Regions from separate parts of the Homo sapiens genome. Here region 2 is linked to region 1. A link is a loop called in an ENCODE intact Hi-C map of the cell type or tissue named here. Cell type or tissue: dorsolateral prefrontal cortex. All regions are shown on one strand. Links, peaks and the distances in the headings refer to the core of each region. The heading gives the core; the rest is flanking DNA. Region 1 has its middle 64 kb from the start of UGT8. Region 2 overlaps UGT8 (UDP glycosyltransferase 8).

Evidence for each region. A loop is a pair of places that touch in the nucleus more often than their neighbours do. Peaks named below come from ENCODE experiments on the same cell type or tissue, not always from the same donor. Only the 100,000 strongest peaks of a DNase experiment are listed, where the experiment ranks them.
Region 2: a loop joins it to region 1, with 2.3 times the contacts of the local background. A loop is called at or near these places in 3 of 110 quality-filtered maps.

What each region holds. Positions count from the first base shown.
Region 1 is chr4:114,532,039-114,537,434 of GRCh38, forward strand. No RefSeq gene overlaps it. Among named protein-coding and RNA genes, the nearest start is that of UGT8, 64 kb to the right of the region's middle. In dorsolateral prefrontal cortex, for the core only: no CTCF peak of the experiment used is centred there; no DNase peak of the experiment used is centred there; H3K27ac peaks cover 2,809 bases.
Region 2 is chr4:114,656,579-114,661,974 of GRCh38, forward strand. The region is part of intron 2 of UGT8 (UDP glycosyltransferase 8); the gene reads left to right. MIR577 (microRNA 577) reads left to right here and starts at 181; the gene lies at 181-276. In dorsolateral prefrontal cortex, for the core only: CTCF peaks have their summits at 3,019 (motif pointing left) and 3,220; DNase peaks (open chromatin) are centred at 2,395 and 2,993; H3K4me3 peaks cover 2,783 bases; H3K27ac peaks cover 5,000 bases.

The DNA of each region.
Region 1 (5,396 bases), core at 185-5,184:
CAAAAATATCATACACTTTTTTTGTGATGCACTACATTAAAAGAAAGAAGGATAAAAATCATATTAATAGATGCAGAGAAAACATTTGACAAAATTCAACAATCCTTCATGAAAAAAACTCCCAGCAAACTAGATACAGAAGATTTGTAGCTAAATGCCATAAAGGTCAAAAATCACAACCAACCTCATATTCCATGTTGAAAGGTTAGAAGACTTTTTTCTAAGATCAAAACAAGTCAAGGATGCCCACTATCTCACTCTCACCACTTCTATTCAACTGGATATCCTAGTCAGAGTAATTAGGCAAGAAAAAAAAAAAAGAAACGCATGTAATTAAGAAAGAAAGTAAATAATCTCTGTTTGCAGATGACATTATATTACATATATAGAAAACCCTCAGAAGTCTATGAAAAACTGTTAGAACTATCAAATTAATGACGTTTCAGGATACAAAATTGATATATACAAAAATCAGTTGCATTTCTACACTATCAACAATGCTTTGAAGAATAAATTAGAAAACAATTCCCTTTACAATGGCATAAAACAGAATAAAAGACTCAGAAATAAATTTAACAAAACGTTGATATTTCTGTAATTAAGAGCTATGAAACATTAATAAAAGAAATTTAAGATGACACGAATAAATAAAAAGATATTCCATGTTGATGAATTGGAAGAATCAATAGTCTCAAAATGTCCATACTACCCAAATTGATCTATATATTCAATGCAAACCCTATCAAAATTAAAATGGCATTTTTACAGAAATTTTTTTAATTTAAAAATTCATATGCAGCACAAAGGATCCTAAACAGCTAAAGCAATCTTCAGCAAGTAGAACCAAGCTGGAGGCATCAATATTATACATCCTGATTTCAAATTACATTACAAAGCCATAGTAATCAAAATAATATGGCAATGGTCATGTATGTACATATATATATATATATACACACTATATATATATGTGTGTGTGTGTGTATATATATATATATATATATATATATATATATATATATATATATACTAATCTTGAACTAATCCTCAAGAAAGGCACCAATAATACACAATAAAATAAAGGATAGCCTCTTCAATAAATGGTGTTGGGAAAACTGGATATCTGCATGCAAAAAATAAAACTGGGTCCTTCTCTTACACCACATACAAAATAAACTAAAATGCATTAAACATTTAAAATTAATGTCTTAAACTGTAAAACTAGATTTAAACAAAGGAGAAAAACTCCATGACATTGATTTTAGCAATTACTTTTGTATATGACATCCCAAAGTACAGGCAACCAAAGCAAAATAAACAAGTGGGACTTGTATCAAATTTAAAAGTTTTAGCATAGTGAAGGAAACAATCAACTAAATGAAATTCCAACCTACTAATGGGAAAAATATTTGCAGACCATATATCTGATAAGGGGTTAACATCCAAAACATAAGAAACGCATGCAGCTTAATAACGAAAAAGCCAAACAACTCAATTAAAAATGGGCAAAGAAGTTGAATAGATGTTTTTCCAAAGAAGAAATACAAATGATCAACAGGTACATGAATAGGTACTCAACATCACTAATCATCAGGGAAATAAATATCAAAACTACAATGAGATATCACATCACACCTGTTAGGATAGCTATTACCAAAAAGTCAAAAGACAAGTGTTACTGAAGGTGGAGAAAAGGAAATACTTGTGCATTGTTGGTGGGAATGCAAATTGGCACAGCCTTTCTAAAAAACAATATGGAGGGTCCTCAAAAAATTAAAAATAGGGCTACCATATGATCCAGCAATGCTACTTCTGGGCATATATTCAAAGAAAATAAAATCATTATCTCAAAGTGACAGCTGCACTCTTATGTTCATTGCAGCTTTATTTACAATAGCCAAGATATGAAAACAACCTAACTGTCGGTGGATGAATAGATAAAGAAAATACACATGTATACAATGTAAAATTGTTCTGCCTTAAAAAAGAAGGCAAATCTGACATTTGCAACAACATGGATGAACCTGGAGGACATTATGCTAAGTGAAGTAAGCAAAACACAGGAAGAAAAATCCCCCATGGTCTCACTTGTATGTGGAATCTAAAATAGTTAAACTTATAGAAATGGAGAGTAGAGAGTGGTTACCGGGGGGCAAGGGAAATGGGGGAGATGTTGGTGAAAGATTGCAAACTTACAGCTATAAGTAAGTTCTGGTGACCTAGATTATAGCATGGTGACTATAGGTAATAGTGTATTATATATGTGAAGTTTGCTTATAGTAGAACTTAAATATTCTCATCACACACATACACACACAAACACGCGTATGAAGTTATGTGAAATGATGTTATGTTAATTAGCTTAGCTGTAGTAATCATTTTACCATGTATATGTACATAAAAACTTCACATCATACACCTTGAATATATACAATCCTTATTTGTCAATTATACTTCAATAAAAGTGAAAAAAGGTATGTACAATCACGTAAGAATATAAGTGTACCTAAGGTATTATAGGCGTTCAAAAAGGGGACATTTAATACAGACTGTAGGTGCCAGAGTTTTCCACAGCAGGCAACTTTCATTGAGTTTTGGGTGATAGGGTGCCAGTGATTAGAAATTAGCTAAGCAGAAAAAGTGGGATTCCAGAAACAAACAGAACATGGGCAGATAGATGCATTGTTCATGAGAAGAAAAAAAATTGGCCCAGCAGTTCCAGTATCCCATCAGATGCTCTAACATTTGTAAGATGAGTAGAAAACTAGAATGGGGTCCAAAGACTTATTAGGTGTCCATAGATCCATGGATTGATCATACAATAGTGGAGAATAAAGTCAGTAGAGTGTGGAACTTTCTCACTGTCATTGCTGTTCACTGTTTCCCCTTCTGCCTGTGCCTCACTTCCCTCCATCTCCAGGAACCTCACAGTCTCACACTTCTTTACTCATTTAAATGCCATTCTTTAAAAAGAAAAAAAGTCCCCCTTTAAGACTCTCTGGCATTTTGGAATCACGTCAGGCTATGGAAAACACCAGAGTCAATTTATAGTTGATGTAAATCCACAAGATTTTTACCATGTTGCTTCTGTTCTTTGATATATGGTGATTCTTTATAAGTACCTGATTCTTTCTCATCATGTTGGAAATGTGAGCCCACTCTGACTAAGTTCATATTTAATACAAAACCAACATTTTTTGGTTTTCCTCAGAGATTAAATATTAATGAAAGGAGATGAAGTGGTGCAACAAGAAAAATGTAATTAAAATAGATCCCAACTGGTTTCAACAGCATTAGTAACATGAGAGGAAAAACTGAATACATTTCGTCAAAATACAAAAGTAAAAGTATTTCTAGGACTTGAAAGGTGAGCTAAATGATGAGAACACATGGACACATACAAGTTTACCTATATAATGAATTTGCACATGTACCACTGAACTTAAAAGTTTTTTAAAAGTATTTCTAGGAAAGTACAAACTATTTAAAATCATTAGTTAGTTTTGAACTAAAATCCTTTAAAAATATACAACAAAAAAGGTAGTTTCCAGATGTCCTTTACACTGTTACTGAGAATGTAAAATGTCTTTCATTAATTTGGATTCTTTAAACATTCCTCTATGATCATATTTAAGTGTGAAATTTTACTCCCTATTGTTGTAGATAATCTTTTAGTCAGGTAATGAATAGCACATGGTACAGAAAAACATATACATATACATTTTCATTTCAGCTTTTCTGAAGCCCCATTGTTTATTTCAGGCTGCTTTACTGAGACTCCTTGCACTAAACGCCTCTGGTTGCATTCCACTCAAGACAAAGGCATATTTTAGGGATGTACCTCTGACAAAGAGGTATTTATGGACCAGGAATCAGACTTTGGACAAATGGGCATTTCATTATAACACAGCCTAATTGTTAAAGCTCTTATTGAAAAGAATAAAAATTTCATTAGTCATCACAGGAACTCAGCACAAACTCCTCCTCCTTTTCCCCACAATGCACAGAAAGAATGGCAGCTTTAAGCTTATCATTGAACATTTTGAAGGCTTTGGTCCTTCCTTCCTTTTGTTCCACTTGCACTAAGAAGTATTTTAGTAACAATTGTGAAATAACTGTGGTAATAATTTTAACGAAATTTTATAAATGTAATTGTTAAAAAAAAAAAAAAGCAAAACTCTGCAATCACTGACAAATGAAATTCCAGTTAGGAGCAGCTGGAGGGCCTGTTCTTGCATGTTCAGGGCTCTAGTATAATTTTCTGGGACTATGAAGAATTTATAAGATAATTTTGGGGCTCAACTAAGATAAAGACAAAAGTGATTTACAAATCGTGAAGTTTATATAAATTTAAGGGAGTAAAGTTTGCATGAGTAATTAATATCACCACAACGGTTTTTTATTTCAATGTCTTTTCAGCTTCCAGGAAGCATAGGGATTGATTACTGCCTTAAGTGTAAAAACTGAAATGGTGAAGGACCAAGATACAATCCAGATCACTATCTAGGGATCAGAAATGCTGACATTAATTAGGTGATGATGTTGTAGAAGTCATGTAAACTGTTGGAAGATCAGTGTATTCAAATTTGGAAAAGGTGAAGGTTAGACTAGATGAGGACCATAAACACATGGCAACCAACAGCCCTAACACTTGAGCAACGTTTGCTAACTGATCACAGAAGTGCTTCTGGCTAAGACAGAGTTCATTCTCAGAATCTTGCTCTCATAGAACCCCAATTAGAGCTGGTTGTCTGTGTTTAAACCTATTAAACACACTGAGACTACAGACAATTTTTTAGGGTTTCTTTCTTCCAGATATAAGAAGTGATAGTTGCCGTGATTTATAAATAAATCATATTACTCCTTTGCTCAAAGTCCTCTAGTGGCTCAACTTTTCACTCAGAGTAAAAGTTTAAGTCTTTAATTAGCCCACTATACAATCTCATTTTTCTTGCCCCTCCTTCCTCATCCCTCACCTCTTTTCTTCTCTCACTCAACCTGCCCAATCACACTGGTATACTGTTTATTCATGAAACACACTAAGCATTCCCCTGTCTCAGAAACATCGCAATGACTATTCCCTCTGCCTAGAATGATCTATTTCTAAATATCCGCCTGCTCACTCCCTTATCTCCTTCTAGTCTTTAATAATCTTAACTTTTCAATAGTTTACACAAAACTTAGCAAAATACAACTCATGGGCCAAATCTGGCAACTGCCTCTTTTTGTACAGCTCAAAGGTAAATGTTTTAGTCTATTTAATGTTGCTATAAAAGTATACCGAAGGCTGTTTAATTTTCAAAAAAAAAAAAAGAAAGAAAGAAAAAAGAAAGTTTACTTGGCTCACGATTCTGCCGGCTAGAAGATTGGGCATCTGGTGGAAGCCTCAGAGTGCT
Region 2 (5,396 bases), core at 324-5,323, 120 kb after region 1:
TTACACCTAGGAGAAGAAAAGTCTTGTGAATAAACTCACATGCTACAAGAAGTGTGGTAGGTGCCCTGTTGAAAGAACAGGTCTCACAGGGGAGAACAATAGAGGAGATACTTTGTTGTGATCTTGGTAAATAACTGTGACCTGAGGGGGAAGTTTCAGGCACCCAAGGCAGGCTGTATTTGGGGGAGTGAAGAGTAGATAAAATATTGGTACCTGATGAATCTGAGGCCAGGTTTCAATACTTTATCTGCTCTTCATTTCCCCATATCTACTTACTGTAGGTACGGCCTCATTAAAAAATATAAACTCTCTGAAGACAGAACATTTTGTTTATTTATTCTTTGATATGTCCCAAGTGTCAGATATGGTACATAGCAGCTGGTCATGGCTATCAAATAATCATTTATCAAATAGTGACCCAGAAATTAGGTGGGTTTCCAAGTCCATTAATCAAATTTCTTTTGTAACGTAAGAAAGATTTAGATATCATTTCCGTAGTGATTTTTTTTTTCTGGTGAGAGTTTCACCTCCGTTTATTATTTTTGTCCTTTTTTTCTATCTCGTGGTTACTTTCCATATCTCCTCAGTACCTTGCCATCATCATATCCTCGGGATGTCCCTGCTGCTTGTGTTCAGTTCCTTGAAGGTCTTAAGAACCTTGAAAATTTAACTTTTCAAAGTCAAATCAGGGTTTCAAATTTTGCTTACTTATTTTAATTGTAACTGTACTGGCAAAATTAATCAAGCTCACAATGAAGAAAAACCGATACTGCAGAATCTCAGTGGAAATGAATACACCCTTCTGGGTGCTTATTTCATTCTCCTGAACTTTCACTGTGTTGAAGGCATCTTTTGAGATTTTAAAAATAGAACCATTGCCTTGACATTGATCTCTCTATTGCTTCTGTAGCGTAATTGTAGTTTATACCCTTCTAGATGATCTGGGAAATCATTTGAGTTTTCTGAAAAACTGAAAACTAGATTTGATGCTGCATGTGAACATTTTTGGTACTACTTTTCATTTATGTATTTTAAACAACTTTATTCTGAAAAGTCCAAAACATAGTGAACAAATACAACTGAGAGAAAATATCTTGGTGCAGAATGACCTTTTTTTTTTTCCTTTTCTCAATGTGGATATCATTTCAGTCCATAATCTGTGTATTACTTATCAGATATCATGGCCAGGGAAGAGAACAGCATAATTTTTAGTTGACAAAGCACTTTTATATATTTAATCTCATTTAATCTCTGCAGTGTGCTTGTAAAGTATCGTAAGTGTTTTTAGAGATGAGGAAGCTGGGCCTCAGAGAGAATAGGTGGCATCATTAAGATCATACAGCAAATTGTGGAATTGGGGTTTGAAGCAAGCCTCTTGCCAAACAAATCAGTGAAAACAATGATTGGTGCATTTTTATTTTGAATGGTGACCTTTATATTTTCAGTGTTGTTTGTTGTTGTTGTTTAATAAGTCTTGGTTAACTATATTAGCAGTAGTCAGAGATCACATTTGATATCCCAAGATTTTTTTAAGAGCATTTGCTATCAAAATGTTCACTATCATTTTACCTACTAAATTTTGCAGAATGAAATTCTTTGCAACCCACCTGACCAAAGCAGAGCATTCTTTGTATCAGAAATATTAAATGGGAAAAGAGGCCTATTGATGTTGGTGTTGGGAATAAGAAAAGGAACTCCAACACCCACCCCCCTCATCTCCCATTATCATCTCTGTGTAGGATTCTCTCACAGTCCAGGCATTCTTTTCCTCAGAATGGATGGGGCCAACAAAGGATGCAGTGTTATAGGTTTCTCTACTGTGCTGGCCCCTTCTCAAGGCTCCCATTCTTGGAGGAGAGAAAAGAGTGGGTTTGGGTTGCAGGCTGGTATCAGGAGAGATCTGGAGTGCAAACATGACAGCCTAGTGTGTCCCCACACCTCAGACCTGTTATCCTCTCTAGAGGTCTAAAAGACTCTGATGTCCTCAGAATCCAGGATAGCAAGGATGGAGGTGGGCTTGCACCGTTCAACTTTTAATTATACTTGCACTGTTTCTGAAGCTCATTTTTTAAGAAGCTACTTACAATTTTCTTGCATTGGGATGTGTTTTACATTGGCCACAATGAATAAAAAAAAATTGTTTATTTTCGGATAGGGGGATGAGTATATTTTTAAGAAGGCATTACCCAATGAGTGTCTTCTTTAAAAGTTTCAAGATCTTGCTTTCCACTTCTTTGAATATTTTTTCACCATCTTCCATTGTTTGACATCCCTAATATCAAAACATTACCTGAAAATAATGAAAATTTTATACTTTGGGAGTAGTTGCTCCCCGAGTCTGACTCTGGTACATTGCTTAGCTTCTGTTCTGCCCCATCTCCAGCCTCACAGAGCCAGGCTGCTTTACCGGCTTAAGCTGGACAGTACCACATGGAGGGACATGGGAGGACAACAAGCCCCTCACTACATTCTTCCTGTGGTCCAGTCAAGGCATTTGGTATATAATTACTCTAGGATAAGAAATCTGGCAATACTAGAAACAAATCAGTGTCTATCCGGATCACGATCATTAAAATAAATGCAAATACTTAACATATAGCATCTGATTATAGGAAATAGAATGTATATTATCCATATTTCCTTATTATGCTACCTTTTCCCATAAAAGACTTCAAACAGATGACTTAATCCTACAAGAAGATAAAATGATTATTTTTATTGTAAGGTTGTCTTTTCAAAAGACATAGAAAATTACTTTATAGCTATAAACAAAATTACTTTATAGATATCTGTTACTTAAGTTGCATAGGAATGGAATTATTCATTCTGATATAGTGAGGGGAGTGCCTATGAGTGTTGCTGATTTCTGGTTCAGTATTTGGTCCCTTATTGTGATCATTTTCTTTTCAATTTGAAGATGTCAGTTTTTCCCCTATACCCATAGAAGTAGTCCGGGATTGGGCATGTAAGCAGGTTGAGCCCAGATGTCGCTCCATTCCTGTCCTGCCATCTAGTGGAGAAATGTGCATGCAGTGCTGGTCTACGTACAAGACGATGCAATTTCTAAATTCCTGTATTGAGTGAAATGGAAGGCTTATTCTGTACCTTATCCACAAATATTCATAACTTACTTAAGAAGTAGTAGTACTGGTAGTAAATGGCCATTGATGAGTTACCAAAAAAGATGGGTCCTTAAAAATATGCTAAGTATAAGAGTAACAGAATCCCCAAAATGAAAAGTAATAAAATCTAACATTGCAAATATAAAAATGTAAAATAAAACTCTTTGGTATTGGCACAGAGATGGATAGATCATTGGAACAGAATAGAATTCAGAAACAGACTGTGAGGGTGGCATTTCAAATAATTGAGATGATGAGATATTAAATAACTAATGTTGACAAGACTGGCTAACCATTTGGTTAAAAATAAAGATGGATGTCACTGTTACTCTTTCCTTCAGAATAAATTCTCATTGGATAAAAGATTAAAACATTAAAGAAATGATGCTGTAAAATTATGAAAAGAAAATATGGACCATTTCAAAGATAATCTTGAAGTGAGAAAAGCTTGCTAATAACAGTAAACCCAGAGGCCATTTAAAAAAAGACATTTATCCTTCCAGCAAACAAACAAAAACAGTTATAAGAAAATTACAAAAAAATAATATCTAAAGGGTAAATTCTAGGTTCTATTCTTTAAAATGAATTAAATATTAATGAAATATTAAATATCGACAGAGTCGATATAGACAATATGAAAACAGACTATATAGACAATATGAAAACAATTTGAATTTGTTTCTCTGATTATTCATGTGAAACAAAGGTTCTTTTCATGTTTATGCCATTAAGTTGTCTTCTGTGAATTGGGTGCTTTCTGGTTTTCTGGTGGTGTTTGTGGTTTTATTCCCCCTATTTTATTTTAGTGTTAATCCTTTATTATGTGTATTGTAATATTTCTGCCAGTCTATTAATTATTTTGTTGATTTTTAAAATGTCTTTTTAAAATTATAATTCAGTTTAACTTTTAGGCTGGGCGTGGTGGCTTGTGCTTGTAATCACAGCACTTTGGGAGGCCAAGACGGGCAGATCACGAGGTCAGGAGATCAAGACCATCCTGGCTAACACGGTGAAACCCCATCTCTAGTAAAAATACAAAAAATTAGCCGGGCGTAGTGGGGGCACCTGTAGTCCCAGCTACTCGGGAGGCTGAGCCAGGAGAAAGGCGTGAACCCAGGAGGTGGAGCCTGCAGTAAGCCGAGATCGCACCACTGCACTCCAGCCTGGGTGACTGAGCGAGACTCTGTCTCAAAAAAAAAAAAAAAAAAAATTATAATTCAATTTAACTTTTAATCGCTCTTTGACTTCTACTAGCGGAGGGATAGAACCTCATATTTTTTTCTTCAATCAGTAGCTGATTGTCTCTGTCATCATGTTCCATTGTCCCCATTTATTCAGATTTCCTTCCTTCTTTGTCCTTTAGAAAAGTTTTCATGTTTTCTTCATGTATATTTGGTATATTTGGTATATTTCTGTTAGGTTTATTTGTAGGTCTTTATGAATTTTGTTGCTATTATAAATGAATTATTTAGTCCAGTTTTAAAATTTGGTATTTGACCAGGAGCAGAAGATATTTGACCAGGAGTAGAAGTACTTTTACTTGTAAAAATGTTACATTTCTGGAGTTAGGATTTGTGTGTGTGTGCGTGTGTGTGTGTTGAACACATTTACCATGGAGTTTGTTTTCTAAGAGCTGTTATTAAATAAATTTGCTTTTTATAACTGGGTCTTAAATTCCAAAAAATCCTGTATGTTTATATATGGCTAAGATATCCTGAGGGCCTCCCAAACCACTGGACGATATCAGTATTCTTATCGTGAAGTTCCAATTTCAAAGTTTTGCCGTGAGTTCAGCAAATTTAAGATTGCTTCAACTTCTGGCTCTTGCATCTGTTCATGACTCCAGAACCACCTGCTTGTCAACCGAATCCAAAATCCAACCCCTTCAATGTTCTCATAAAGCATCCATCACACCAAATGTTCTGTGAATTTAGGCTGAAGATTAGAGATCATGGGGAGGGGTTACATTGAGGGACAGTAAGGCATCCACTTGCTCACTGTCTCTGCTCCAGCCTTTCATCTCTAACTCAGGAAATAGGAGTTTGCATGTCACCTTGGTTCCCACTCTTCCTTCTAAGCCAAGTGGAATAATATCTTCTAAAAGTACTGAGATTTTTTCCTGAAGGAAACATGATGAATATAATTTTTTCTACTCTTTCACGTATCAGTAAAGGCTATATATGGTGCTTACATACACCATGTGTATTCATATGATTTTACCGTGTAGCATTTATGTTTAAGTACATCTAACTTAGGACTGTACATAAAATTTTA